Regions from separate parts of the Mus musculus genome. Here all the other regions are linked to region 2. The links are chromatin loops, found by intact Hi-C in ENCODE. Cell type or tissue: left cerebral cortex. All regions are shown on one strand.

The links. Hi-C counts contacts between places; a loop is a spot of excess contacts. Peaks named below come from ENCODE experiments on the same cell type or tissue, not always from the same donor. Only the 100,000 strongest peaks of a DNase experiment are listed, where the experiment ranks them.
Region 1: a loop joins it to region 2, with 3.0 times the contacts of the local background. A loop is called at or near these places in 13 of 42 quality-filtered maps.
Region 3: it touches region 2 in a loop (5-fold over the local background); 3 of 42 quality-filtered maps call a loop at or near these places.

The regions. Positions count from the first base shown.
Region 1 is chr15:66,725,928-66,733,927 of GRCm38, forward strand. It overlaps Tg (thyroglobulin), which reads left to right. Exons shown (of 48, transcript NM_009375.2): 27 at 3,589-3,756. Among named protein-coding and RNA genes, the nearest start is that of Tg, 59 kb to the left of the region's middle. In left cerebral cortex, a CTCF peak has its summit at 4,260 (motif pointing right); DNase peaks (open chromatin) are centred at 2,218, 3,208, 3,765, 4,262 and 3 more places; H3K27ac peaks cover 853 bases.
Region 2 is chr15:66,887,845-66,895,844 of GRCm38, forward strand. It overlaps Ccn4 (cellular communication network factor 4), which reads left to right and starts at 3,525. Exons shown (of 5, transcript NM_018865.3): 1 at 3,525-3,790. The coding sequence starts at 3,722. It overlaps Gm46514 (a long non-coding RNA gene), which reads right to left and starts at 3,487. Exons shown (of 3, transcript XR_001781648.2): 1 at 3,416-3,487. In left cerebral cortex, no CTCF peak of the experiment used is centred here; DNase peaks (open chromatin) are centred at 3,522, 4,919, 5,617 and 6,345; H3K4me3 peaks cover 1,535 bases; H3K27ac peaks cover 2,067 bases.
Region 3 is chr15:66,771,138-66,779,137 of GRCm38, forward strand. It overlaps Tg (thyroglobulin), which reads left to right. Exons shown (of 48, transcript NM_009375.2): 41 at 2,142-2,344. Among named protein-coding and RNA genes, the nearest start is that of Sla, 57 kb to the right of the region's middle. In left cerebral cortex, no CTCF peak of the experiment used is centred here; DNase peaks (open chromatin) are centred at 21, 339, 1,021, 1,313 and 3 more places; H3K27ac peaks cover 303 bases.

The DNA of each region.
Region 1 (8,000 bases), 160 kb before region 2:
AGAGGCTGGGAGACTCCCATCTGTTGTAAGGATTACTAGCGGACTAAGTAAGATTGTCAGCATGGTGAGTGGATGGCTGAAAAATAGCTCACACTTTTTTCCTGCCTACTGTCCTTCCCCACCCCCTGATAAAATTATTGAGAGAGAAAAGGATAATTGGTAATTACTAGGTCCTAAAAGAACATTAAATACAACTTTGGAAACCTATGGTAAGTGTTTTGTCCTATTCAGAGAGAGAAAAATGAAGTTTTCTTGGGTCTCAGACAGAGTGTAGACTTTTATGTGGTGCCATGAAGAGAGATGGTAGTCCTGGGCAGAGGAGGAAGACTACCGAAAGTAAGTGCAAGATAAAGAGAAGGAACACTGAGTTAGCTGGATTCCCAGGGTAAGGAGAACTAGCAGAGGGTGGTCTTATCTTAGGAAGGAGCAGGAGGGAGAGGTTTCATCAGGGTTTTTTTCAGCAGCATTAACCAGCATTTTCATCTTGAGAACACCTGGAAGCCATGGAAGTTTTGAGCATGACCTGAGCCTTCTTTTGTTTACGGCAAAAAAAGAGGGGGGGGGCTTAGACAGGATCTAATGTATCCTAGGCAGACCCTCTAATTCAATAATCTGGAACTTCATATCCTTCTTCCTCCACCTCCTTAGTTGTAGGATTACAGGTGTGGACCTCCAAACCTGGCTTTCTGTGGTGCTGGAATGGTATTATGCCAGGATCACGGTCACAGTTGCATTTGAAGTCAGCACTCTGGCTGGAGTGTAGAACGGAGCAGATGAGGCTGACTTGGGTATGGAGTGGTCAAGACAGTGAGAAGTCATGCAGGAGACCTGGTGGCCTGGGCTATTGTGGTGACAGTGGCATGAGGAAAAGGAGACAAATTCAAAAGGACTCTGGATGTGGGTAGTAAGAAAGAAGGAGACATGTGGCTGGCTCACATGGTAGGAGTCTGCTCTCTGGTAAGTCATGCATAGCAGAGACGCCAGGTTATCTATTGCATGACACCAGAGGGAGAGTTGGGGAGTCTTCTCTGGGTACAGTAAGTTTGAAACACTTTTGAGACATTTATAAAACATGCCTCACTTTGGATGAAAAGCTTCAGAGTCTGGAGGGGCAGAGTGGATGAAAGACAGAAAGCACTGGATGGGAAGTAGCATCCAGAGTCATCAGAGAGGACACATGGAGAGAAGACAGCAACCAGTGGGGCAGCCTCAGTGCTTGGTCGCATCAGAAGTAGTAGGATAGGGCCAAGGAAGCAGCTCAGTTGGTAGAATGCTTGCTGTATATGCCTGTGGCTCTTGGATCCATCTCCAGCACCACAGAAAGCCAGGTTTGGAGGTGCACACTGTATAACTACTACTAAGGAGGTCAGGGAAAGAGGATAAGAAGTTCAAAGTCATCACATCAGAGGGCTGCCTAGCGTACATTAGACCCTGTCTTCATTTGTTTTAAAATAGAAGAATGTTTGAGTGCAAGTGAGGATTCTGGGGGCAGGGGTGGCCATCGGTGATGGGTGAGAGGGTGAGGAATGAGTGGGTCATAGCCCAGTGACTACCTGAAAGAAAGGTAGAACCACTAAGCAAGGAGAAAGAAACCCAGGGCAGCTTAAAGTAACCAAGTGAGGGAGGGTAGTATGTGCAGGGGGCTTGAGAGTCCCTCATGCTGCTGACAGCTCAAGGGGACTAATGTTGGAAGATGCCCAGCCCAGCTCTCTGCATCAGTAGTGGTAAAAAGGAAATGGGTTGGGTTTTGTTGTTGTTTTTATTGAAACACTATCTTTCTTATCCTGTTAGAATTTACTATGTACCCAAGGATGGCTTTAAACTTGTAACCTTCCTCTTTCTGCCTCTTCAGTGCTATTATTATAGACATGTTCCATCATGCCAGGTTTATGTGGTATTAGGGATTGAACCTGGGCTTTATGTATGCAAAGCAAGCACTGTACCAATGAAGCTACATCCTCTACCCCAGAATGAGATTGTTTAGTTAAAAGATGGTTAGAACAACTTGATTCTTAATCATCCTTTTGGTTTCAGCCGTATACAGTGTGGGTTCCTATTAGTATTTAGATGGGCAAATTATCAACTGTCCCTCGCTTGTGCATCAACACATGTCTTTCTCCATACCCAAGTTTAGAAAGTCTGTCTTCAGAGACAGGATGCCTCCTTGAACTAAACATATATTCTGCGGGCGCGACTGTTTCTCCAGATGCTGTGTTACTCAGCAGACCATGTGATGCTTCCATGGAAACACTGACTTCATTTTCCCTGGGATCATATATGAAGGATCATTTTGTTCCATGGGGGCAGTGAGCCTTCCAAGCCCTTCTTTCCACAACACTGTGGTTGGCAGCCTGCTTTCTATTCCTTCCAAGTCTAACTTGTCATCAGTGAATTGCCCAGCACTTACCCACCCCTACCCTCACATGCAGTGTCAGAATTTGGGCCCTTGTGACATGGCTAAAAACATCTGGCTGTCCTTCCCAACTCATCTGGTACAGGGGGTAGTTAGGAGTTTTAATTCAGGGGGCTTTGGCTGGACTTGCTGAGATCTGGGGACAAAATCCTGTTACACCCTTTATTTACCACAGCATTCAAAACCTTTAGTTTCTTTAAAATTCCTCCTTTCCCTTACCCCTCCTAGCCATCCCTCACAAAAGCTGCAGCTGCCTCTAGCCTCCTCTGACTACCTTCCTCTAAATCCCAATGGATGGGTTATATTTTCAATGAGGAGTAGTTAGTGATAACTCCTGAGGGTCCAAACCTGCATTGTAGTGGAGGCTACTGGAAAGAGGGACTCTAAGGAACTCCCATGCCTTAAGGTTTACATAAGTGTCACTGAAACTAAAGGATGTGATTAGCAAGTAACTGGTCCCTATCTTAGAAACATGAGGAAAATGTGTGGCTTCTTATCTGGGGGTCAGGGTCAAGGGCACCAATTCTGAATTAAATATGTTACTATTCCCCCCTCTCTCCCTACTTCCCTCCTTCTCTCCCTCCCCTCCTGCCTGGTTTTTCCTTTCCCCCTTACACTCTTGATCACTTTTTCTCTCACATAAACCATGGTGCTCAGACTTCTTTTGAGCTCCCACATTTTTATTGTACCCAGACTGCTCTGCGGTTCTACAGCCAGCTCAATCTGCTCCTCAACGCAGCGGCTGCTGCCTCCACCCTTTCACTATTGCTCAGACACTAGAAAAACCCACTTCTCCTTTTGTAGTGTCTCAGTCTCACAGTCCGTGATATGAGGATATCTAATGAGGCCTGGACTCTTGAGCCAGGCTGTACTGCAGAGTCTTCTGTGTGCTCATTGTGGACATTAACTCCCCAATAGCATCTCAACCCTCATGTGACAACATGACAAAGTCCACAGCTGGTGCCAGCAACTGAACATGTCCACAATCCTCCCTGTGTAGTACATTAGTGCCACATAAGAGGACGGCTAAGGCTATCTTTGAAAAGTGAGTTGAAAGCAGGCTTTGGTGCCCCAGTGTCCCTGTCCCATCCTCAGGCAGCCCAGGCTCTCAGAGTAAAGGACAGCTGTGCATGGCCCTCATGGTTTCCCTCACACTGGCCTATTCCCTTTGGCAGGGCCCACCATCTGTGGACTTCTCAGTTCTCCTGACATTCTGCTTTGCCACATCAATGACTGGAGGGATACCTCTGCTACTCAGGCCAATGCTACATGTGCTGGGGTGACATATGACCAGGGGAGCCGCCAGATGACCTTGAGTCTGGGAGGCCAAGAGTTCCTGCAGGGTAAGTAAGCCTCTATATTTCACCATGCTTCTAAGTTCCTCTTCCCACCAGTGAGGGCTCTGTTAACTTCTTAGATGCAGGTCTACATCCTGAGAGCTTGTACCCCTATTCAGCTTCAAAATTACCAGGTACAGATACATCCTCATCACACTGACCTCACCCTCCAGGCTCCGCAGGTTCCATTTATAGTATAGAAGGAAATGGCACCCATGAAGCTGCACAGGAAGCTAATGGCATGCATATATGTATATGTATATATATATATATATATATATATATATATATATATATATGTCTATCATCAAAACATTAAGTTGATTTATTTGATTTAGCTTTCAAAGCTTCAGCTAGCTGGGTCCAAGGTCCCTTAGGACTCTAACATGTCCAGCTGCTGGTCCATTATCCTTGGGCCAACTGGGGCTGGTCCTGCTCCGGCTGGTTTCCTCCTCACTGGGAATGAGTGTACTCTTTTCCAGCAGGTGGCAGAGGCAGGACAGAATAAGGAAGAAGTGCAAGGCTTCTGAAAGTCTATAGACACTCATCTCTGCCTCATTTTTTTGGTGCATAAATAAACCGCATGGGGAAACCAGAAGCCAAAAGACAGGAAATACTGTTCCATTAGTAGGAGGCATTGCAAAGTCTCATGTAAAATGCCTGCAGAGAAGTAAGGGTGGAAGACTATTGCAAGCGACCCTGGCTGTTCCCCTGGGAAGTTAATGCACCCCCTCTTCTAACCACAGGGGTACAGGGACAGGCCTGTTAGAGATGATGGTGATGTACAGCAGGCAGAGAGAACTGCAGAGCCCGAGAGCAGGCCTGCCCTTCAGCTCACAGAGAAGGGTACTGAGTTTCCAAGGCCTCTGACCTCCCTGTGACAGTCAGGCCTCCTTTTTGCCTTCTTTCCGGCCTACCCCTCTTAGCATGCTCAGTAAAGAGGACAGGCTTTCCTTTCTGTCCTAAGATGCCATTGGCCAGGCCAGTGCTGTTCACAAGGTTAGCCACACTGGGGCCAGTATCGCCCACAACTGGTAAGACATGCTACGTCTCAGGCCACCATGCCCAATAGGACCAGGAATCTGTGTTCTGAGAAGCAGTTCCAATAATTCTTAAACCAGTTGCCTGCTAGGTTGGAAGAGAGGATAGCAATATCGGTTGTCATAGAAACAAAATACCTCCTAGGACTGTTAGGTCAGATAGCACCAAGGCTGAGACCTGCACCTACACAGTGATTCAAGGACAAGGGATGCACTGTCATTGTAATCATTCTCATCTTACAGCTGATGGGAAACAGGCACACAGGAGTTAGGTCACTCCTAAGGAGGCACCTGGGCCTAAAACCAGGCTCTGGAAGTCTTAGCCACTCTCGTACTCTCAGATATGCAGAGAGAATTTTGGATGATATTGTATTATTTTTAAAAAACTCCTGCTGATACCCAGAGCAATATAGTATGCATGTTATTCTTTGAAGAATTATATATGCCTTACTAAATTTTGGACTAGTGACAGAGAGTTTAAAATCTAGTGTAGAAAACACATAGGCAATCTGCGTGGCACACCCAACCAAAGCCTGGAAATACACTGCAGAATCTGGCAGAATTCCAGGGAGCTGAAGTAGCTTCTTTTGGTGGTAAACAGAATCAAACAGCTTATTTATGGGATGGCTGCCTCACAGATGGTCTTCATTATTCTGAGAGGCACGCAGGGTGAAAACAGGCATTTCAGGAAAGACGTGATAAGTTGGCAGCAGTAAGTCACTGAACTGCTTATGCTGAGCGTGTGCTTGCTGTGTGTGTTCAAGGAATGTGCCCTGGCTTGGCCTCCCTGCAACGGAGTCACAACGAAAGGCCTTTGAAGGATTTAGGCCTTTCATCTGCTCATCTGGCTCATCTGTTCCTCTGTGTGTGTGTGTGTGTGTGTGTGTGTGTGTGTGTGTGTGTGTGTGTCTGTGTGTGTGTGTCTGTGTGTGTCTGTGTGTGTGTGTGTCTGTGTGTGTGTGTGTCTGTGTGTGTGTGTGTGTGTGTGTGTGTGTTTATCAGTAGACAACGTTTTTGGGTATCATTCCCTAGTGCCTTCCAGTTTTTGTTTGCGACAGGGTCTCTCATTGGCCAGGGGTTTCACTGAGGCTAGCATAGCCGGACAATAAAGTTCCCAAGGATCTGCTTATCGCTACCTTACATTTCACCATCGCTGGAATTACAAGCATTTGCCTAGCTTATTGAATGGGCTTAATGGAACAAACTCAGGTCCTCACATTTGTGAGGCAAGAGTTTGCCAACTGAACAATCTCTCTAGCCCAAGCTTTGGGTTTTCAATTCAGTCGTGTGTGTGTGTGTGTGTGCTATGCATATATGCTACATGTATGTTTCTGTGTGTGTGCTATGTGTATGTATATGGTGTGTGTGTGGTATCATATATATAGTGTTTGTGTGTTGTGTATGTATGTAGGCATGAATGTGTGTGTGTGTGTATGTGTGTGTGTGTGTGATGTGTGTGTGTGTGATGTTCTATGTGTATGTTTGTGTGGTGTTGGAGATATGTGTGTGGGGTCTGTGATATATATATACACACACACACACATATGTGTGTGTGCGTGTGCATGTGTATATATATGTGTGTGTGTGATGTTGTATGTGTGGTATCTGTGTATGTATATATGTGGTGTATGTGAGTATGTATATATATATATATATATATATATATATATATATATATATATCTGATGTGTGTGTGTGTGTGTGTGTGTGTGTGTGTGTGAGTGTATGTTCTAAACTGGGGATTTTTTTTTCCAAGTTCCAACTATCTGGTCATTCACTTGTATGTCCCATGGCAATCCTCAGTAGGGTGCATTTCTTTTGTTTATCAGCTAGCTACTAATGTCACAGTTGAATAAAGCAGAGACCTGGACCAAGGTTATCCAGGCTTAGATCTGATATCGAAAGCTAATGTGGGTAGGGTCCTAGTTTAGGAATCTACAACTCAGTAGACTCCACTTCCTTTAAACAGGAAGCACACCAAAGTCTGCTTTTCAGTGTTATTTTCATGATCCTTTGGACCACCTGCTGAGGCAAACAACCCAGGGAATGCAGGTCAAACTCCTGAAAGCAGAAAATGCTTTCAAGTCATCTGTGGTTATTGCAGCAAATTGCTTGGCATCTCTGACACTTTGGAATTCCATTCCTCAGATGTCACTGCATTCCTCACTTCTGGACTTGGTCTGAATGCCAGCTCATAGCAAATTCCACTTCAAAGATGGCAAAGGAGAGATGTCAAAAGGCTACTGGAGAGAGGACCAGAGGGTTGAAGGAGGGGTGGTGTGGCCAGCCATGACTTAGTAGTGGTCCTCACGTGATATAACCACAACCTTGGGATATGTCCTCTACCACAAAGCACAACCTACCAGGCAGATGGGAGGCATCAGTCCAGGTGCTGAGTGCAAAAGTTGCAAAGCTTTCCATCACCGAGGCCAAGGTGTTCCCCAGCTAGCTGAGGTGATAGATGTGGGCATCACCAAAGCAAAATAAGCCTGCATTTCGTCACCTTCATAGAGTCAAGGGATTGTAGGGCTCCTATGCTCAGTTTCTAGAAACTAGCTAAGTTCTATCTAAGATCACTTACCCCATCCAGGGCTGATTTCTGGTGCCCACATCAAATGAATATCCCTACCACTAACCCTACAGAACACCAAGAAATGGTTTTATACAATCTGAGCCCATGGCAGATATTTTTCCCCTCAAACTACCAGGGGTGTGTGCTGTATGAGAGTGTTCATTGAGAGTGCTGGGTTTCTGTTTAGATTATGAGTCTGAGACTGAACAGAGAAAAAAATGAGGAGTGTTTACCACCAAGAGGAGAGGGTGGAAGAAATCTAATTTTAGCCAGTGTGGCACCAGAGGATGAGAACTTGCCAGAAAATAGAGAAGCCTCTAGCTTTAGTGGGAGGGGAGAGTAGTGGGGGAAAGGAGAGGATATGAGGCATTATCATGGTCAAAGTACATGATAAATGTCAATGAAAATTTTCTTATAAAGTCCATCATTACATATAGTGACTATATGTCAATACAAATTTTAAAGAACCATTAATAACATCAGCAATAAGTCAAATAAGAAAATCTGCCAACAACTGGATATGTATCAAATGGGAAGGATCCAGAAGGTAACACTGTGAAGTATTGCTATCATTTAATTGCTAGCTCCAATTAGTTTTTACAATTAATGATTTATGTATTTGGTGTGTGTGTGTGTAT
Region 2 (8,000 bases):
TCCCTGGTGGCCGACAGCAGTCATCTTGTGCCCAGCTCAGATCACTGTGACTAGAACCAAGGGCCCAAGCACAGAATAAAATATTGGGCAGAGACCCTGTTGGACCCCAAAACACATAAGAGGGCAAGGGCCCATAAAACTCATGCCCAGCATCCCTTGGCTGCAGCCATTAAAGGGATTAGGAGACCCTCCCAAAAAGGACGGCACCATCCACAGAGGCACTGTGAGTACACGGTGGTAGTATGGTCCAGGGTGCATTGTCCCTTGGGTCCCAAGAAAGGAGGTGGAGTCTGTGCCCAACAGCTCAATCCACCGACTACCACTCAGGGTAACATCCCAGAGCAGCAATGCCACCACCAATGTGCATGCTTAAAAGCCCAGCCAGGGCCTGCATAGATCTGGGCCTCTGACACCTGCACACAGTGTGGGCTCCCAACATGTTCATAGGAAGGATAAATGGCAAACAGGCTGTGAGCAGATCTAATGCAGATGTCAGCCTTGGAGCCTCAGGGTACTTGGTCCTGAGACTGAGTCTGGAATCTAATGTGCATCTGGCCCTGGTCAGCCCAGCCTTGCTGCCTGGTGGAGGAATGCTCTTCTCTGACCCTAGTCTGTGAGCCCTTCCCCCATCTCCTCTTTGGAATTTATTTATTATTTACAGCTGCTCCGGGAGATCTGCCAGGACACCTCCTGCCTGCCCGACTGCCGTGGCAGCCAGTACAGATACCTTTTCTGAGATAAAGTAGAAAGCAGAGCTTTGAAAGAAACAAGGGGACAGGCAAACACAGTCCTTCTGGGACCTGTATATGTGTGGAGGGCTGAGGGAATGGGGCACAGAAATGCCCTAGGTCAGCTTCCCACCATGGGAGTATTACCAGGACAGGGGCCAAAAAGATGGAGAACATTCTGAAGCAGGGGTTAGAGAAGGGGCCTACTGAGCATGTGCTCTGCGTTACTCTCGCCTACAAGTGTAACACACACACACACACACACACACACACACACACACTCACTCCACTTTCTCAGGGCCAGGAGCCACAAGAAGGAAGCCAGAGCACAGAGAACTCATGTGAGTTCTCCAAGGCCACCCAGCTGAAAGTGTCAGGAAGCAGGAATTCAACCCAGTTCTCTTCAGAAAGCCCTGGTCCATGGGAATAGTCACGTGGGAATGATGTCAGGTACGGAGATAGCCAGAGAATGAGTCCTCAGTCCCACATCCTGAGTGACTCCTAAAAGCTAAGAGTCTATCTGGGTCTGCTTTGGGGAATTGAAGGTATTCCCGCGCCTCTCACTAAAGGAGCCAGATGGAGTTAAGACTTGAAAGTCACACATGACAGATATGAGGCAGCTGTCAGGAGCCATATTTTAGGAAGAAGTGGCTGAAGTAGAGATCAAAGAAGGCTATGGCACCTGCCCTCAACATGGGTCAAAGCCCCACTTATACCATGAGAATTTATACTCAGAATTTATGCTGTTTACTCTAAGATGCTTGTTAGACTTCTGTTCTCTGAGCCTCAATTTCCCCAAAGATAGATCGTTTAAGTGTTTGTTTGTTTTTAAAGAACAACTGTTGAGAAGTTGCCAGAGACATGTGCCTGCCAGTCACCCCAGCTGAAGGGTACGTGTCTATGCCTGCTTTCTGCCAAGTGGCCGTAAATGATTCACTGGTCCCAGTATTTGGGGAAACTTCTTTAATGTTACCTGCTAGCATGCTGGCTTTGCCATGTTCCAGCTACAGAACCAATTGAAGAGTTAATGAGCAGAAAAAAACGACAAGCTGTTGAGGTGGTTAGTCTCCTGGTTCCACATCCCTGCCTGGTTTTGCATTTTGCATATATAATTCCCTTAGGTACTCAAACATCAGTTAATATGGATTGGCTCCAAAGAACAAAATATCCAAATAGCTATGACTAAGGCCATGAGTTGCTGATTCATTTCATATTTGGTTCAATAAGAAGATAAACTCCCAGGAACCCAGATCTTTTCATCAGTCTCAGGGGCTTGTTCTTATACCAAAATGGCTGCTTCAGTTCCAGCCATCACATGAATCTCTCTCTCTCTCTCTCTCTCTCTCTCTCTCTCTCTCTCTCTCTACCTCTCTCTCTCTCTCTCTCCCTCCCTCCCCCTCCCCCTCTCCCTCTCCCTCTTCCTCTCCCCCTCGCCCCTCTCTCTCTCAAGAAATGAGGTCCCCAAACAGCCTCAATTCATGTGGATCCCCTAGATCTCTCAGTTACTGGACCACCAACCAGGCAGCATGCACCAGCTGATATGAAGCCCCCAACAAATATAAAGCAGAGGACTGCTGGGTCTGGATTTAATCAGAGAAGATGCAACTAACCCCTCAAGAGACTGGAGGCCCCAGGGAATTTAGAGGTCTGGTGGAGTGGGGGTAGGGGGTGGAGACATCCTCATGGAGATGGGGGGGGGCAGGAAGGAGGTATGGGATGTGTGGTAGTCAGAGGGTGGACCGAGAGGGGAATAAAATGATTTCAGTGGGTACAGCCACTGCAGCTCCAAACAGACAGCATCCCCCAAACAAGCAGCAACACTGAGCTACCAGGAAACACGAGAGGGGAGTGGTTTGTGCACAGAAGGAAAACTTCATACTTGGTAGGGGACAGGCAGCAGTGAGCAGGTGCCATGGAGTCTGGACGAAGAGAAGAACATAGGACAGGCACTGGCTGGCAGTACCTAGGAGATGACCTTCATTGTCCATAATGCCAGGCTGAGAACCACTCTGGTTTTTCTGAGATGCAGGAACAGGAGAGCAAGGGAACAGGGGAATCTGAGACAGGAGACTGAACAGCACCCTTGAGAAGATGCAGAGGCTATAGATCTGGGTCCTCAAAAGATTCCTCCCCATCCCCCAAACCCCCCAACTCCCACCCCCACACACCCCCACCCTGCCATCTCTTTGTTATGCAAACTTGAGATTTCTTTGACTAGGGTCTGGAAAGAACCAAGGCCAGGAGTTCTGTCCTTCCAAGAATAAAAAATATTCAAAGACACTGAAGACAGGCTAATGGACTGAGGATCCCTGGCAGAGCAGCCTGGCTGGGAGAGGAACTGAACCAGTGGGTATGGCCTTGAGGAGCAGGGCAGACCCTGCTGACAGATCGCACCTCCAGGCGTGTCAGTGATAAATTCTTGTCATTTCTGGCTGGAATAAGAACCTTTTTTGCTTGCCTCTGACTCAGAGGTGGGGAGACAGTGAAGAAAGGCTAGCACAGGGAAGAGCTAAGTGAGATGCAAGTCCTCCCACCCCACCCCCATCCCCAGAGCCCTCTCAAAGTCCTCACAATGCCTCTACCTTCCCTACCTCCAGCCCGCACCCTTCTGTTTCCTCCCTCCTGTCCGGAGAGCCTGAGCCCTCCTAGAGCGTGGAGGATGCTGGGTGAGAATTCATTCACCTTACCCTGTGGAGTCTGGGACTTTCCCTTTAAGAGCTGTCAGAGCGGGGAGGCTGGCCAAGCTGGGCTGGAGGTGGGGACAGAGGAAAGAAAAAGAGAGAGGGGGAGAGTAGCAGAAAAAGTTTTTTTAGAGGAAAATGCAGGGCTAGTCTGTTGGCCTGACGTCAGATGTCGCTTTGACAAACGCCCCCGGGGGCTGAGGAAGGCTCTCCGCTGCTCTGATGGGCCAGCCCAGTCCTGGCCCAGCTCCCTGGAGAGGCATCCGCATCCTCTGGGCTGAGCCGTAGCTCCTGTGACGCTGACTTCCAGGCATGAGGTGGCTCCTGCCCTGGACGCTGGCAGCCGTGGCAGTCCTGAGGGTGGGCAACATCCTGGCCACGGTGAGTCCTGCTTAGAAGGGATCAGTGAGGGGACCTGATCCCTTCCTGCCTGGTTCTGAGGCCCGAGGGACTGGGGGGTCAAGACAAGGTGGGTTGGAATAATGAACAGCGGGAGGAGAGAGATTCTTGAGTCTGAAGAAGGTGGTGGAGTGGGGCAGAAGGCGCATCCCTTGAGAGAGACACCCTGTTTCCTATATTCACAGACAATATACAACAAAATAAGGGCCTGGGGATCTGCACCCTGGACTGGCCCTGTGATCTTGGGTGGGTCACTCACGAATTCAAAGCAGCATAAAATGAGGGGTTGCTAAGAACATCCAGAGCCTACCAGTTTAAAAACTCCAGGACTCGGAGCATCTGAGGTCCCCCAAAGAGAGGTGCTAAGAAACCCCAGGACAAGATGTGAAGGAGCACGCCAGCTTTTAGCAAATCTCCACCAAGCAAGCAAGGTTTGGGTTTACCACCATGAGCACCTTGTGACCCTCCATGGTCTGTTCCTGTCCTGCCATTTCCAGAAGGCATCTGGGTCCTGGAGAGAGGGACATCAGTTTGCACCTTCCAGAGACAGGGAAGGAGACACGTGGCAAAGCAGGGAAGCCTGCTGGAGCAAAGCCGGGGGTGGCTGGGCAAGAGGGCAAGCTGCTAGGGGCAGTGAGTGATGTGGGCAGCTGAACAGAAGGGAGGCAGCTTCCAGCAGCAGGGTGAGCTGCTGGGCAGCTGCTGAGTCTGAGGTTGCCACATGAGGGCCAAAGACAAAGGCTGACACTGACACTGAGTTATACCAAGAACTTCTTTGGGGTGCTAACATGCGTATTCCAGGAGACTTGGAGTTACGGTACAGCAATCTGCCTGTGAGCACAGGAACTCAGTCCATTTCCACTGAAGCTCAGAACTAGACATGTCTGGGACTGGGTAACAGGCACCTTGAGGTGTTACGTGGAGACAATGAACATGTGCAATTTGTACCCAAGTCCTCTAGCCTGTGCACGATGCTTGTTCATGATAGCATCTAACCCTACGACAAGAAAGATTACCAGCTCTATTCACAAAGGATGACCAGAAGCAAATGAATGGCCCAGGGTCGGAATGAGCAAGTGGCCTGGGTCACACTGGCATCTCTTGTGGCACACTTTCAGCACTCAGCCGTCCCAACGTTCCCTAAGCCTAGAGTCCAGGAAGTTAAGCAAGCAGGCCTGCCTCTGCCTTGGGACTGGTTGTGACTGGGTACAAGCCTACAGGTGGCTGGGCCTGGGAGGGCAGGGTGTGGATGGAGAATTGGTGACAGGGGAGCCAGCATCAGAGTGAGGGCACAAGAGGGGAAATTCAAGGCGAGTCTTGCACTGGAGCCAGAGTCTTGCACTTGAGCCTGCTGCTGGAACAGCCAGGACTGAGGGATGGTGGGGAACAGAGTCAGGGCTTTTTAGGGGGTCTCAGTAAAGAGACCTGGAGTCCAGAGGGACCTAGCAGCATCAGTAAGGAGTGTGTCCCCAGAAGCTCCCAGACTGCCCACCCTGTACTCTTAGGAGTCTCCCAGCATCTTGTTTTCCAGGATGCCCTCGAAACCCCCATCCACTGACACAGTACCTCTGATGGTACAGAGCTGGGCTGTGCCCAGAAGTCAGAGCCCGGCTTTGTAACCGAATTCCACACATGGCATCCTCCAGAACTAATACAGACAGGGAGTTCAAATCCAGCAAGGGGCAGGGGGGCCCCATGGAAAGAATGATGTGCATTGGCCATACGGAAGGAAAAGTATGTGGGAAGTGAGCACTGCCAAGAAGACTTTGAGGAAGTAGGCTGGGAGGGGAGACGCTGTCTGGTGTGCATGTAGCTAAATGGGCTGTTGGCAAAAAGCAGGAGGCCAGCTGGGGAGGGGGATGTTCAAAGTGGGGGAGGGAGGCAGATTCTGGGCTCAGATGCAAAGCCTGGTACCTATGACAGTGTTGTGGTTGACGCTCTGTGTGAAGAACAGCTTGTTTTATCTCTTTTCTTTTTCTTGGACAAGTGGTGAGGGCCCACCTGCTAAGTGAAAGGGGAGAGTACGTGAGCCATCCCAAGGACAATGTACATGGCAATACCCACCCATGTGTCATGTCTATGCAGAGATAGAATCCTTGCCTGAGAACAACCAACATTCACTGATGCTCAGAGAGGTTAGATAAATTACCCAAGGCCACACAGCTAATGACATTTGAACTTAAGTGGCAGCTTTCTACTACTCTAAATCCTTGTATAGAAACAGGCTGGACCCTAAAAACACTTGCAAGTTGGAGACATCCACCCATGTGTTCAAATGAGAGATAAGAGAGGGACCAGCCAATGTCTTCCAGGATAAATAGGCTAGGATGCAGGGTCTGCCACTATCTTCTCTCTCTAACCATGTGTGTGGGGAGTGGGGGGCTGTTCACACAACTGTATGTATGTGAGGGGGTGGAGAGAAAGCTGGGGGCAGGGTGACTCATTGTTTGGATAGGGAATGCCAACTCATTTTCTATTCCAAGAACCCCTTACAGAATCCCAGGCCTGGACACATGATGAAATCCTCCCTTTAATTGAAAAAGCAAGCATAACCCCACAGACAGCCTCCATGTACCTAGCCATTTCGCAGCTGTGAGTCAGCAGCTCTACCCACCCCACCCCCAGATCAGAGTCTGCAGTGACTTAAGCCCCTGTCTGGCTTAGCCCCACCAGGATGCTTCAGGAAAGCTGCTGAGAGTTAGTCTGCCCCACTAGCCATAGCATTTGTCTAGGGTTGGCAAATAGGAGGGCTGCCCCATACTATTCCTGAAAGACGTGAGCTCCACCTGTGAGCAGCCCTCTGGTCCTTTGGCAAATCCACATACCACACGCCACACGCCACAGGGTTTAGTGACAGTTCTGTCTATGCCAGCTGAGTGGGGAACTACCACCTAGTACAGGAATCAACTCTCAAGGCTGCTGTAGTGTCCCCCTCCCCACCATCTCTCAGGGACTTCAAGGCTATGTCCCCAGTGTGACTCCACTGAGAACAGAGGAGTTAAAGCCACAGCCAGACTACCATAGCCATAGAAGCCACTTAGGATTGGGAAGTGGGGGGGGAGTGACTATGAGGTCTCAGCGTTAGGCTTTGGCATATGAGTTCTTATTGTCATCAAACCATTGATGCCTCACTAGGCAGCCGCAGGAGAATAAGAGGCCCACTCGGTTCTGGCACACAGCTTTACCCTCCATGTTGACCAACACATTTGAACACTGTCCGCTGAGAAGACAAGAGCGTGCTGTGATCCGGACGCTCATTGCCCATTGCAGCTTTTCCAGCATGGGCCACTGGACCTCTGCGCTGCAGCCAATCCCTCGGGCACGCTGAGTGGTGCCTTGGACTGCAGGCATCAGTGGAGAGAGTCCAGGGCAGTAGACTCTTTCATTCCTACCCTAACTCCCATTGATGGGATATGCTTAGACTGTGTTTTGGGTTTAACAAGACATATGAGTGAAGTCCATTTCACCTGCTTCTGATTCCTTTTGCTATAGCTACTAGAAAATTCCATCTGTGGCTGGCAAATGGACACAAAGGTATTGGATTCAGTGAGAGGAGGGCATTTTGGAGGGTTCTGAGCCAGGCTTACAAGGCAAATATCTTGAGGGGAAAGTGTCCCTGGTGCACCATTTAAAAGGACAAGCATGAGATTCTGGGGATGGGGAGTCCCTGGAGGGGAAGGGTAGAGAGAGAACACACGAGGCCTGCAGAAGCAAGCCCATTCTCCATCCCAGCAACAATGCTAGATCCCAAGCTAGTGGAGGCCAGGATTCAGTCAGGCCTCCAACCCAGGAGTGCAGGCACTAGGGGAACTGGACTCAGTACTATGTGTGTGCAGAGCACGACGGTGAGGCATCTGCTCGACTATGTGCAGTGCAGGGTATCTTCTAAAGCCTGTTATCCAGGACTCCAGCCTTGAGAGGGAGGTTGGTGAGCATCCTAGGAGACTGTGAAAGAGAAAGGAAAACGGGCGAGGTGATGCTGCTACTGTTAAGGGAGATGATGATGATGATGGTGGTACTACTGCTGCTGCTACTGCTGCTGCTGTTGTTGCTGCTGCTGATGACAATAGTGGTAATGAAAGAATGGTGACGATAGAAATGGTGGTGATAATGGTATTTATGATGATTGTGACACACATGGTGGTGACAATAGAAATAGTAGAGATGATAGTGATGATGATGGTGATTTTTA
Region 3 (8,000 bases), 120 kb before region 2:
AGATTGGATGTGGTGGCAACGAGTGGGTGAGGGTTCTGGAAACCAGCACTTGCACTCTGTAATGCTTGTCATAAAATTCTCAGAGGTGTTTATAGAGTTGGATTGACTTTTAAGACAAAGAGTTCTAATTGTGAGTTAGGATTTGAGTTCCAACTCAATCTCACATTTGCTTCTTGCATCTAGACAAGTTTTTATACTTCAAACAAGTGAAAGCCAAGGTTGAACCAGACCCTTCACAGCTCCGTGACCTATCCCCTGCCTTATTGTGCCTGTGGAGAATATGCCCTGGGAGATATAGACCAAAGTGTTTGTACATTGGGAAGTGTAAACACAGAAAATTTGGGAACTGTGCCCCAGGACTACTTTCTGCTTTCAGCAATTCCTGGCACAGCCCCTGGCACAGAAGGAAGCCAGATTTATCCTTGATGGATGAAGGTCTTACTGAAGAACCCTAGTTCTTATTTCCCAAGAATCTAAAGACTTCCTAATGGCTATGTTAATCCTCATCACAAGGAGGGAAGCTGACTACACAGGCAGCAAGAGTCAGGAAGAGTCCTCTCACACTATTCCTGATGATGCAGGCTATGGATGTCACTTCCTAGATTCACTTTGCTCTTACTCACTCAACACCCTGTTCTCCTGGACTCCCAGAGGTCCAGAGGAAAGAAACACATTGGTCTTGACAAATGGAACTCAGGAGCAATCCAGAAAAGGCCACATCAAGGGCAGCTTTTGCCAATAGCTTCACCAGACCCAGAACATGAAAAGCATTTTAAGAGAAGAGAAAAGCCCACAGCTGGAAGAGTACTTTCTGTTATTTATGTACTCCAGGCTGCTGTTCTCTTCAGCTTTTCAAATACTGGGTCAGGCAACCAGAATGTAAGATTTTCCTACCTTTTCTATTTAGGAATATGGGGTCTTTCTGATACTTTCTTGTTCTATATGGAATCCCTTCAATCATAGCGGTACCTGTGAAATCTCATGAAGAATTGCAAATGAAGCTTGAGGGAGATGTGGGCTGTGTATATATCTGCATGCAGATGGTGATGGGAGTTGCAGAGTGCATGTTCTTTCCTTTTCTCTTTGCTGTGACAATATATCTGACAAGAGTACTTTAAGGAAGCTGGAGTTTCCTCTGGCTCACTCTCACATTTTGAGAGTATATCTGATCATGATTGCAAGAACTTATAGTAGCTGATAGCATGGTCCTCGCCCTCAGGACTCAGAGAGGCATGAGCACTGGTGCTCTGATCATTTTCTCCTTTTCACTCAGCTCAGCAGCCCAGCTCATGGGATAATACCTCTCTCATTCAGTGTTGGTCCTCCTACCTCAAGTCAGCCAGCCTAGAAACTTGCTCACAGTTGTACCCAGAGACTACTGTACTAGGTGATCCCAGAGCATGCCAATCTGATGGCTTCTAAGGGCAGATTCTGAGAAGCCAATATGTGTATGAACTTAGGATGATACCAGAGTGAAGCCTGGTATTCACAGTCTGATATTGGAAGACTAAACAGTACAGTAAACCAACAGGGAGGCTCTGTTATTACAACATGAAACAACCAAAGAACACTGTAGTGTCTGAAAAGAGCTAAGGAGATGTATACATTTTTTTTGTTATTTTGTGTGTATGTATGTGGGTAATTTCATTTAATATGGTGCTGCATCTTCAACAAATAGTTATTAAATTCTATGATATAGGAAAGAGACATGGGTTCAGTGGCACACTTCTAAAGCCACAGAAGATTAGACATAAGAAAGATTGTTCTCCCTTGCCTGGCATGGTCTAGCCTCTGTTTGATGGATCCACCCGTAGTGGAATCTAAGCCATCAAGTGGGAATCATGGCCTTGTCTGGGCTAGAACTAAACATGCATAGCCTCTGCTCTGCCATGGCTCAGAGAGCAGAGATGTTTCCAGTCTCCTGACTAGTCAGTCCAAAGCTGAAAGACAAGTCAAATTAAGTTTGATTCCAAAGCCCACATTCTTCACAATGTCCCAACCTGTGTTTGTAGCTTATGGTACTGGCCTGAGTGGACAAGAACCCAATTCCCCACAAGGAGCCTTGTGTCTCACATAGCACTGTGATTGGAACATCTAAAGCTGTTAGGACACACATGCTAATGACATCCCTCTTTTTGCAGGCTCTGATGAAGTAGCTGGCAACTGGGGGCTGCTGGACCAAGTGGCAGCTCTAACGTGGGTGCAGTCCCACATTGGAGCATTTGGTGGGGACCCTCAGCGTGTGACACTGGCAGCAGACCGTAGTGGGGCTGATGTGGCCAGCATACACCTTCTCATCAGCAGGCCTACAAGGCTCCAGCTCTTCAGGAAGGCACTGCTTATGGTGAGTTGCACAGCTTGTTTTCAGTACTACTCAACAATCTCCCTGACTTTGGAGACTGGCTGGCTGTGGTTGTTGTTGGTCTTCTGTCATTCCTCATGCTATCATTGTTCTTGCTCAAACTATCACTCCAGGCATGAGTGGTGCAGGAGGCTAAAAGGCTTCCTGACTGCTTTCCTCTCGGGTGGAAGATTCTACATGCCTGGGTATCTCTATCCCCTGGATTCTTATTGGGGTTAAATGTTCTTGTCAGTGAAGAAAACTCACTACTCACGAGTTTGCCTAGTGGGCTGAGATGCCAGCTAAGTGGGAATGCTGCTGCTGTTGCTGCTGCTGCTTTTGCTAATGGTTCACTGATGTTGATGGTGACAAGAAGGAAGAAATTATCTAATTGGATAAATCAGGAGCTATTCTGCCACAGACTAGCTTCTGCTTGTATAGAGAATCTGGCTGGTCAGCAGCTCTGTGTTAGATGCTCGAGTTCCATGATAAATCAGACACACGTTACTTCACAGGAGGCTGTGGGTTCCAAGGCAGGACACACAACATGCATAAGGCAGATATTTTTAAAGGATAGTAAGACGTTTAAAAAGAGGCCCCTGACAAGGATACTGGATGGTAACAGTGTGAAGGGTCACGGCCCTGCAGGGAATATCTGAGTGAATTGCTAAAGGCTGTGGAAGCATTGACCACCGGCAGAGCTTTGGTGACAGTGACAGTGTGTGGACAGTGTTTGCAGTAGTGCCTGACTGGTGCATGCATAGAAACTACCCAGGGGGTTTGCTTGTGCATTTGTCCAGATATTTGCTTGTCTCTTCTTATGATCCTAGCCATTTGTAAGAGTCTGATCAGTGGCACTAAGGACATTCCAGAACTTGGTCTTGCCAAGTAAGCTAGGCTGGCCGGTGAGACTCAGGGATGGAGCTGTCTCCTCCTCCCCAGTACTGGGAGTATAAGCATATACTGGCATATTCAACTTTTTTACGTGATTCAGATTTTACAAATTTTTAAATACATGTTCTGAAGTGTGGGTGACCGTTATTGCTATCTGGTGCCAGAACTATTTTTATCTTCTCATGTACTCAAAATCCACTGAATGGGAGCCCTGTACTTTCTTATCCACAAAGCCACAGCAAGTCTGTCTTCTCCTTCCTTCTGATTTTCTCTAATCTAGGACTTCATGTTGCTAAAAACACGGGGTGTTCATTATTTCTGTATTTCATGTAGCATACCATCTCTAAGGTTCACCAAGAATATACTAATTTTATAAATGTACTCTAGATATGAAAAATATCCCATAGTAAGGATTGACCAGTGTGTGTATACATCTGCTCATCTGTGATAGATACCCATTATTTTCCTTTTGGCTACAGTACTTCTAAGAGCAAGGGGTACATCTGAGGCTTTTAAAGAAGCCAGGAAAGTGGCTTGAGATCCCATCTTGGAAAGATTCCCTTAGAACTGAATAAGAAGAAAGTTTGTGACATGAGTATTACAGGCATAGAAATAGTGAGGAGGCCTCCAGTAATGCAAGCTAAGGAAACATCGAGGTATTTGGGGAAATGACTCAGCCAATAAACTTCAGAACATGTGTTTAGAAATTCATAAAATATGGATCATGTAAATAAGTTGGATATGGTAGTGTATGCTTATATTCCCAGCACTGGGGAGGAGAAGACAATTCCATTTCTGAGTCTCACTGGCCAGCCTAGCTTACTAGACAAAACCAAGCTAGAGTAATACCCTATGTCAAACAATTACAATACACAACAACAGCTAATGATTTCTGCTTAAGGACTGACATCCATGGTTCTCCTCTGGCTTCCACATGTGCAGGAGCACAATTGTGCCTACACATATAGTTACTCACATATATGCACATGTACATGCACATGCACACACAGAAACAAGAGAAGACGAGGAGCATTTAAACCAAAACCTTGAGCCTAATACTGCATAGACCTGCTTTTGCCAGTAATTCTAAACCAGGTAACTATATACTCTAGCCTCATTTAACCCTTCTGAGACCCATACCTTTGATTATGAGGGAGGAGAATGTCACTGCTTGGCCAAAACTGATGCTTGATGGTACTGTCACTGTCCTTGACAGAGAGAAGAGCCACTTGCCTCTCTGTTTCCCTCTTTGAGCTGCAGGGGATTTTTCTATTCCTTGGACTTTTCTATACCTGTGCATATGTTTTCATTCACAAAGAACACCCCCATCCTTTTCCCCTGCCCATTCATCATTTAAAAATTCCTTCCAGACTTTTGTCTCAGAACTAAGCTCTTTCTATGGTGTGTGTTACCCAAATATTTCCTGTACAGCACCTGTCCTGATTTCCACAAGAAACTGATTACTTTCAGGGCCAAGTCAGCCTCTGCTACATATCCTATATCTGAAGAAGAATAGCTAGTGTACCTTTTCCCCCAGGTGCCTGGCTCAGCACACCTAGCAGTAAGCAAGTGCTATGCAGTGGACACAGGCAGCCAGTGTGCAAGTGAATAAACAGGTAATCTGGTGTTCTCAGGGACCCAGGGATCCCAGTGTGCCACATTCTTCCTGGCATATGCTTTCTTATGCTTCTTGCAGCTTGGTTCCATTTTGAAGTAGATCCAAGTGATGAGAGCTTGGAGCATGAGGATCTTCCAGTTCTTAGTGTTAAACTCAGTCTTTTGTGCTCTAGGCTGATCCTGGAGGTATTCCTCTCAGCCCCTGTTAGCAACCAGACCCCTTTTAGGACCTAGAGATGCTTAAATACCTTCACTGGGTCCAGAAGGCAGACTTTTCTTTGTGGAGTTTTAAGTGTTTGAGGAATGTCAGAAACAAATGGCAGTGCATTTAAAAATAACCCCTCCGTCTGCTTTACACATTTGGAAGCAGCTTTTACAACCACTCCCAGAAGTCCTTGGGATCGGGTGAGCTTATTTGGAACTGAGCAAATAGAAATGCTTCAATACATTCATGGCTCTTGCAGTGTTCTTTACCAACCGATGTCTGGGGAAAGGGTGGAAGCTGCTGGCTTATGCCTAAGATCTAGTGCTCTCTGTGAACCCTGGTTTGGGGACTGTTGACACAATCATCCAGAGAAGCTGCTGTGCTGGTAATTAATAAGCTATATTTAGTGTCCTGTACTTGGCAAAATTTTCATTATCTTATATCAGATGCTTCCCACTGACTGGCACAGGCTCTTTATTTTGCTTTCTAGCTTGAGATGAGAAATGTGAGGCTTAGAGAATTTCACCAACTTAACAAAGTACACGTAGCAGAGAAGAGACTTCATGAGGGATCAAGACCTAAGTCCAGGTCACCTGTTGTTCCTCATTATGAAGCTGCTCTTCCGGTGACAGAGTTCTCTCTTAATGAGGTCGTACACGCCTTTAACCCCAGCACTCGGGAGGCAGACGCAGGTGGATCTCTGTGAGTTTGAGGCCAGCCTGGTATACAGAGTGAGTTCCAGGATAAGCAGGCTACACAGTAAAAAGATGTCTCAAAAGCAAAAAAACAAACAAACAAGATGTACTTTAAAAGTGGTCAAACTATGACTAGGTAAGCCTAGATAATGATCCTTTGGCAAAACCCTTCACCTAGAATTTTTTAGCATAAAATTAGTATATTTAATTCTACTGCCCAATACATTAAGAAACTGATGTGGCTAAGGCTTCGAAGCTGCTATCCATGCTAGAAATTTGAGCCTCTTACTACCTCCAATTCCAAAGGAATCCACGTCTTCAATTGAAAAAGTCCCAGGATAGCGTATCTGCCCTGGGCCAGGTTCAAAAAGAAATTAGCTTGGCATAGCAACACATCTGACAGAGCTGAGTTAGGCCAGCTTTCCAGGGAGAGTCAAGGCTGTTAACCCAGAACTGTCTGTTGTTCTCCCGGTCAGCTGCAGCCTCTGGAATTCAGCTGAATCTGTACCCATCCTTCCCTGCTCCATTCCCATGTGACCATGGCCATCACAAACCCTGGAAAGTGCCCTGCGGTGCCAAATCTCAAGCCTATAGGCTATATATGTCCCAGGATAGCTATGGAAATGGCCCAGAATCTTTGTAGATGGCATCATGGACTAATCAAAAGATCAGACACCCCTCTGGGCATATTTATCCTCAGTGGACAGTGTATGTTAGGTCCCTGGAAATCTCTTTCCCAAGGCTCCGAGCCTTGCCCATTCCCCCAGTGTAGGGAGAAGTTTCCACTAGCAACAAGATAACATAGTTATCGGCTTTGAGGAATTCTGCCTGATTTTTTAAAAAATTACTGTTTTATGTATATGGGTATTTTGCCTATGTGCATGGTGCCTGCAGAGGTCAGAGAGGGTATTGGAACACCTAGAATTAGAGTTACAGATGACTGTGAGCCAGGGCATAAGGGTTGAAAATGGACCCCAGGTTCTTTGGAAGAGCACCCACTGTTCCTAACCACTGAGCCATCTCTTCAGCCTCCTGCCTGACTTTACATTGTTATTCGCCTAACAAGAGTGATTCTCATTCTACCATATCCAAATATAGCCATTCTTTCAGGATTTTAATTATCTTATCAGGTTCTTAGCACTCAGCATTGCCTCTGGTTTGTAATCCACAGCCAATACCCAGGAGGGTGAGAGAATTCTGACATGGTCTCACAAACTGTTGCCTATGATTGATGCCTGTAACATAGTGGGAGTGTTCTCCTCTAGCTCGTCTCCTTCTAAATTGTTCTGGCCAGTCTTGAGCACAAATATTTCTGTACAGATTTTATAATGACTTTATTGATGTTTTTCTAATAATTCTCCTGGGAATTTGAGTATAACTTCACAGAATTTTTAATCTATTGATTTTATGGGTAGGTCTATGTCATTATAATGTCTAGTCTTGGTCCATGAATTAAGCTGATAACAGAATGGTGAATACAATATTTGAGTGTCCTTGGATTGTTTCATAGAGTTTTAGATAGTTTTTCCATGGAAGTCTTTGTAATCATGAGTTGAGACCCTTAGCATGCCATAATTTGGTTGGTGTGAATGGCATATTAGTTTTTATGGTGTTTTCCAGTTGGTTGATACTTGTGTTCAGAAACAAGCTGATTCAGAAAGTTTCCTACCTCTAGCGTTAATTTGAATGTCTTGTCTGCTGGGTACATGAACTAGCTTCGTTCTATACTGCTGGAGCAGCCTCAGATGGAGTGACTTAGAGACCCAGCACCAAAGCAGCTCAGAGGATAGAGCCAATACCTTCTAATTACAGAGCATTTCATAAGATGAGAAGCTGAGTGCCTGTGATAGTTTGAATGAAAACTCCTCCGATAAGTTCACAGGAAGTAGCATTGTTTGACAGGACTAGGAGGTGTAGCTTTGTTGGAGAAGATACAGCATTTTTGGAGAAAGTGTGTCACTGAGGGTTGGTTTTGAGGTTTCAGAAGTGAGCCAACGCTCATTCTTCCTTCTGCCTGTGGTTCTAGATATAGAATTCTCAGTTCCTCGCCAATACCATGTCTGCTTGCATGCTGCCATGATTCCCACTGTGATGATAAACAACAAATTTCTGAACTGTAATCTAGCCCCATTTAAATGTTTCCATTTTTAAGAGTTGCCATGGTCATGGTATCTTTTCACAGTAATAGAAACCTTAACAGGACAGTTTCTGTATTATACCCAGGGCACTGGTTTCTTGTAGAAGCTTC